Regions from separate parts of the Homo sapiens genome. Here region 2 is linked to region 1. A link is an interaction called in ENCODE POLR2A ChIA-PET data of the cell type or tissue named here. Cell type or tissue: Panc1. All regions are shown on one strand. Each heading gives the region's core, and the rest is flanking DNA. Links, peaks and the distances in the headings are about the cores only. Region 1 overlaps LDLRAD3 (low density lipoprotein receptor class A domain containing 3). Region 2 overlaps CD44 (CD44 molecule (IN blood group)).

Region 1 (2,917 bases), core at 219-2,718:
CTCTGTGTTGCAAATATGTCAGTTCTTGTCACATCCCCCAAGTACTCCAAGCAGCTCTTTCTTGTTTCCACCTTGTTTTCCTCTCTGGAAACCCACCATGTTATCAGTCTGTTTCATCTTTTTTTTTTTTTTTTCTTTCTCTGAGATGGAGTCTCACTCTGTTGCCCAGGCTGGAGTGCAGTAGAGCGATCTCAGCTCACTGCATCCTCCGCCTCCCGGGTTCAAGCACTTCTCTGCCTCACTCTCCCGAGTAGCGGGGATTACAGGCGCCTGCCACCACACCCGGCTAATTTTTATGTTTTTAGTAGAGATGGGGTTTCGCCATCTTGGCCAGGCTGGCCTGGACTCTTGACCTCGTGATCCACCTGCCTCGGCCTCCCAAAGTGTTGGGGTTACAGGCGTGAGCCACCACGCCCGGCCCAGTCTGGTTCATCTTTAGTTCATTTTGTGGAATGCCTCTAAATGACACTTACCCATCTTCTCCCATTGGTTCTCTTCCTTGAGATTTTGTGCCCTTTATCATGTGTCTGCTGCTCAAATTTGCATCAGTAGGTCAGCTGTTATTGAAACCCTCCTTTTTTTCTTTAAGAAAATTTATTTGTACCTCTACAGCAGAAATAGAGAGAGAATAAGTTTGTGCAAACCACACTTTATGAAATGGATCCTCATAGCACATCCTTTTTAATGCAGGCTTGTTGTTGCAACATTATTCCTGGATTTTCAAAATCCAGCCAACATGGATACCTCTGCTACTCTGAAACCCTCCTTTTTGCAGAGCACATTGCTAGGTGCTGAGAGTCAAGAGAATTCCTATGAGCTGCTTCATTCTAGTAGCTTATTTTTTAATTGAAGAGAAAGACCAGGAATACACAACCATCTCTTTGACCACTACTAACTTGAGAAATGTTGCATAAGGCCTTCTATTTAAAAGTAAACGTGAATTCCCCATATATCCAGAGTGCCAGGGGACTTAATGTATGTTAAATTAGTTGCCCTGTCCTCAGCAACTTCCAGACCGTGCACTCATGACCTTTGGAAGGGGCAGCCCTCTGCTCTCCAAGACACCTCCCTGCCATCTCAGTCATTGTTGACCAAACCTTAAGTGGACAATTGATCCTAGGCTAGTCTGTTTATCAGCTGGCCAGCAGCAAATCAGAATGTCTCTTTCAAAGACACTCAGGGCTGAATCAGCCTTAGGATGCTAAGCAAATCATTCCGTAGGATAGGACACAGTCACATAGAAGCTACAGCTGGGAAAGGCAGAATTCATAGTAGAGAGTGCTGGTCCACCTAGAGGCCAGCCCAAGAGGCCAGAGGTGGCCATCCCCAAAAGAGAGATGGAGAGAGTATTTGCTTTTTTTCCTCAGATGTTTTCCCAAATCCCCAGGAAGCCCAGTATCTCTGCCTTTTCAGTGAAGCCTCTGTCTTCTAGAGTATGCCTTTCCCTTCATTTGAACTGATTTGAGTGGATTGCAAGCTCTTACCAAGAATGGTCAGTGTCAGTCAGTCATACATGGAGTCATGGAAGACCTACATTGCATACCTCTGACAAATAGGAAGGAATGGGAAGACAGGGAAAAGGTTCAGAAAGACAGATATGTGCACATCTTTTGAGGGACTTTTGGGATCTAGTTTCTAGGGTTTCTTCTATGATTCTTTCTCACATTAGGTTCTTAATGTGGAATATTTGAGGTGGCCCAGGGATTCTGTATTAGTTAGAACATAGGGTAAGCTGCCATAACAAAGAGATCCCATCGTGAAGTGGCTAAAATGAGATGCAGGTTATGGCTTAATAAGTGCCTTCGATGAGAAAAAGATCTCTCACTTGGAATACCCCAGAGATGAGCAGTTTAGGCCAACAGGGAGCTCTCCGCTCCTCAGGAATTCCAAGACCACTACAGTGGTTACTATTTCTGAGACATCAGAAAGCGGGGAAGTACAGAAGGAGAAGACTGAAATTAAAAAAAAAAGAAAGAAAAAGGAAATAAGAAGGGGAGACCAGGACAGATAGCTTGATATATAAGAAGATGACCTGAAAGTTATACACATCACTTTCACTGATGATGTGGTTGCCTGATCATGACATATTCACATGACCACACCTAGCTGCAAGGGAGGCTGATCAATGTTTTCTTTCTCATTGTGGGTACTTATATCACCTTTTATATCCTAGGTGTAGAAATCACATAGCATCACTTTTTTTTTTTTTTTTTTTGAGACAGAGTCTTGCTCTGTCATCCAGGCTGGAGTTCAGCAGCATGATCTCAGCCCATTGCAACCCCTGCCTCCCAGGTTCATGCGATTCTCCTGCCTCAACCTCCTGAGTAGCTGAGATTACAGGCCCACGCCACCACACCCAGCTAATTTTTGTATTTTTAGTAGAGACGGAGTTTCGCCATTTTGGCCAGGCCGGTCTCAAACTCCTAACCTCAGGTGATCCACCTGCCTCGGCCTCCCAAAGTGCTGGGATTACAGGTGTGAGCCACCATTCCCAGCCAACTTCTGCCATACTCTATTGATCAAAATAGTCAGGACTTTCTATAATATTATGAAAAGGCAGAAAGGGAGATTGGATGGGTACTGGGGATTGATTAGCCACAGTCTTTGCCACAGACTCTTTTGGACTGAGCCGATAGGTCAAAGGTTAGCTTATGCAGTAGCATGGGCTGTAGGTTTTTTGCACTGATCAACACCGGAACTTTTAGAAGACTTTTAGAAGATTTGTTGCTGCTGTGAGTGACATCAGTTCACACAGCCTGAGAGAGAACTCTCAGTCCATGCTGTCCCTCCTTGGGCTCACTCAAGTGAAATGGGTCGAGCTGCAACACTGTGCGGTGCCAACCGGGAGAAATCTGCCTATCGGGGCTGAGAGACATCCTGTAGTGGCTGCCCGTCTCCTTTGCCCCAAATGTCAAGT
Region 2 (2,917 bases), core at 199-2,698, 910 kb before region 1:
GAACCACAGTTCACTTTAGTTAACCCCTTTGATTGCCTAATAATGCCAAAAATGATTTCTCTGTTAATTGGCTTCACATTTTTGCTCTATGCTGAAGTAGTATTGGGAACTGCAGTGTAGCTTCCATCTCTGTTTGGAGGTACACTGATCTGATCTGATACTAGAGAAGATAAAAAATGAATTAGCAAATTGTGAACACAATGAAATGACTGACGTAGGTGTAGATTCCAACATTTTTCTGAAGGTGTCTTGACCAAAAAAAAAAAAAAAAAAGGCACGTGTGAAACCTTTCCATTCTGTTCTTGATGGCTTGGCTTTAATGGCATATGGTTAATGAGTTAATAATAAACATATCTGAAAGTGTGGGGGAGTTTTCATTAGCCTTTAAAAACTTATATGGTGAGATTATGTCCACACTTATTCTTTCAGCTTTCTTAAAGAGAATATTCAGTTTTAAAGATCATAGCCACTTGTTTTGAGATTTATGTATTAGCTTCGGAGATCAGAACATAAGAATTTGGGGTATGCAAGTCAACTCCCTCACTTTCTTTTAAAAATCCTGGGAAATCCATTATACCTTCTGTGCCTGATTTTCTTCCTTTGCAAGTGGGTTGCTTGGCGTCCAGCTCAGCCACTAATGCAAGTCACCACAACAGGTACGTCTTCAAATACCATCTCAGCAGGCTGGGAGCCAAATGAAGAAAATGAAGATGAAAGAGACAGACACCTCAGTTTTTCTGGATCAGGCATTGATGATGATGAAGATTTTATCTCCAGCACCAGTAAGAATAATCAATTACAGTACAGCCATTTATGCAAGGCTTATTGATTAATCTGAGTGATACCAAATTGTATCTCTCTTGAGAAGTAGTTAATGTGAAAAATGGGTGAACCTATGATCATACCTTAGTTATATCTTGATGAGATTATGGAAGAAGAAATAGAATGTTTTGAGAAGTGGGGAAAATATCTCACAAAATTTCTCTTGTCTCATGTTCTTCCTGTTTTATTTATCTATGGGATCTACTGCTACAGATTGTCTTTGAATGATCAGGCTTTATCAGAGAATGACATTAAAACAGTACAAAAAATGTACATTGTGTACTTACTGTGCTAGGTGCTGGAAACACGAAGATGAAAAGAGCCAGAGCCTTTGCTTTTCAGAAGCTCATGGTCTGTTGGAGCAATAGACTTGAAGAATGTGATGAGGAGGGTATTAATTAAAAGTTGTAGGCCAGGCGTGGTGGCTCACACCTGTAATCCCAGCACCCTGGGAGGCCGAGGCGGGCAGATGACGAGGTCAGGAGATCGAGACCATCCTGGCTAACACAGTGAAACCCCATCTCTACTAAAAAATACAAAAAATTAACCAGGCGTAGTGGCGGGTGCCTGTAGTCCTAGCTATTCGGGAGGCTGAGGCAGGAGAATGGTGTGAACCCAGGAGGAGATCGCGCCACTGCACTCCAGCACTCTAACCTGGGTGACAGAGCCAGACTCCATCTCAAAAAAAAAAAAAAAAAGTTGTGGAAGTTCCTAAATTGAAGGCCCTAAAGGCTTAAATGATGGGAGCTAGAACTCAAGAATTATCTTAGTTAATCAAAGCCCAGCTGAGGTCAAAGGAACAAATCCAGAGTTTTAACAAATGAGCTGGACACCAATATAGCAGAAAGACCTTGAAGGGAAGGGCAAATGTCAGGTTAGCTTTAGCAAGACATTGCCACTTATTAAAAGCAAATAATGAAACCACTATTGGTACATAATAGTATCCAAATTTTTGACAATTATAAAACTTTTTGAGAACAAAGAGATGGAAATTGAGCTTTAAAGATATCCTTAAAAAGTTAAAAACATGCAAAGGTTGGTCTAATATTCTGCCAGATTACTGAGTTTTCCACACATACCTGTAATGACTTAAGATTTTGCTGAACAGAGCTGAGAATCCTGAACCTGACTCCATCACAGTTCTGCTTTTCCTTAGAAAAAAGGCTTTTGGGGTGCTGTGTGAGCTCTCCCAATTCACTGAAGTTCTATCCATTCCATTAAAATCTGAGAATTTCATCCTCAAATGGACAGAGAAGAAAGGGTCCAGAAAAAAAAATAGCTTAGGCCTTGAAGGCATCTGAGTATATAACATTGATATGACAAATACTCAAAAGGAACTAGAATTTTCTATCTAAACTTTTAAGTGATTTTTTTTTTAGACCCGACACCCCTCCAGAGCTTAATCTATGGAATAAGAAAATTCCTTTTGGTAACTTCAGAACAAAAACCAAATAATCAAAAACACTGGAGTTTTACATTATACTGTCTCCTGTGTTCAGCATGTGGCCCAGCTTTGCAGATGGGCCCATCAGTAAATACGTGGTCTTGATACTGAAGAAATTAAATTCCCTTGGGTGGTAACCCAAACAGATCTACCTGTAAATGAATTGTATGGTCAGGCTTCAGGGAAAAATTTCCCATGGTGTTGTTTTTTTTTTTTTTTTTTTTTTTTTTTAATTTTTTAAATCTCTATGGCATATTTTTCCAATTTCTGCTTTTCTTTTTTTTTCTTTTCTGCTTAGCACCTATGGACATAATTCAACATGATGCCCTCTTTCTTCTGGAGGGGTGTGATAACTGCTTGATAATAAGCACTTTTTCAGGCCTATTGAGAATGTGGTTAATGATTCTAAACTTGATTTTTCATAACTTGTAAAATAGAGCTGACAGTATTATAGTTCTGAAAACAGTTTTGCGTTATTTGGGTATCAAAATAAAGTTTGAAACAATTAGGATGGATTTGCAAATAACCTTTCACAAAACATGTTGACTCAGATTTTGTCATGATCCTTCTGTTAGGTGCATCTCTTATTCCAGCCCTAACAGATTGGGTGACAATATCAGGGTGCTGGTGGATGTACGCCTCTTTCTTTCC

The links. Peaks named below come from ENCODE experiments on the same cell type or tissue, not always from the same donor. Only the 100,000 strongest peaks of a DNase experiment are listed, where the experiment ranks them.
Region 2: POLR2A ChIA-PET joins it to region 1 with 15 read pairs; 2 of 35 experiments call an interaction of 5 or more read pairs at or near these places.

Annotation. Positions count from the first base shown.
Region 1 is chr11:36,111,477-36,114,393 of GRCh38, forward strand. The region is part of intron 4 of LDLRAD3 (low density lipoprotein receptor class A domain containing 3); the gene reads left to right. Among named protein-coding and RNA genes, the nearest start is that of MIR3973, 100 kb to the left of the region's middle. RefSeq lists an enhancer at 1-340. In Panc1, for the core only: no CTCF peak of the experiment used is centred there; no DNase peak of the experiment used is centred there.
Region 2 is chr11:35,197,465-35,200,381 of GRCh38, forward strand. CD44 (CD44 molecule (IN blood group)) reads left to right here. Exons shown (of 18, transcript NM_000610.4): 7 at 657-782. Among named protein-coding and RNA genes, the nearest start is that of CD44-AS1, 16 kb to the right of the region's middle. In Panc1, for the core only: no CTCF peak of the experiment used is centred there; no DNase peak of the experiment used is centred there; H3K27ac peaks cover 1,850 bases.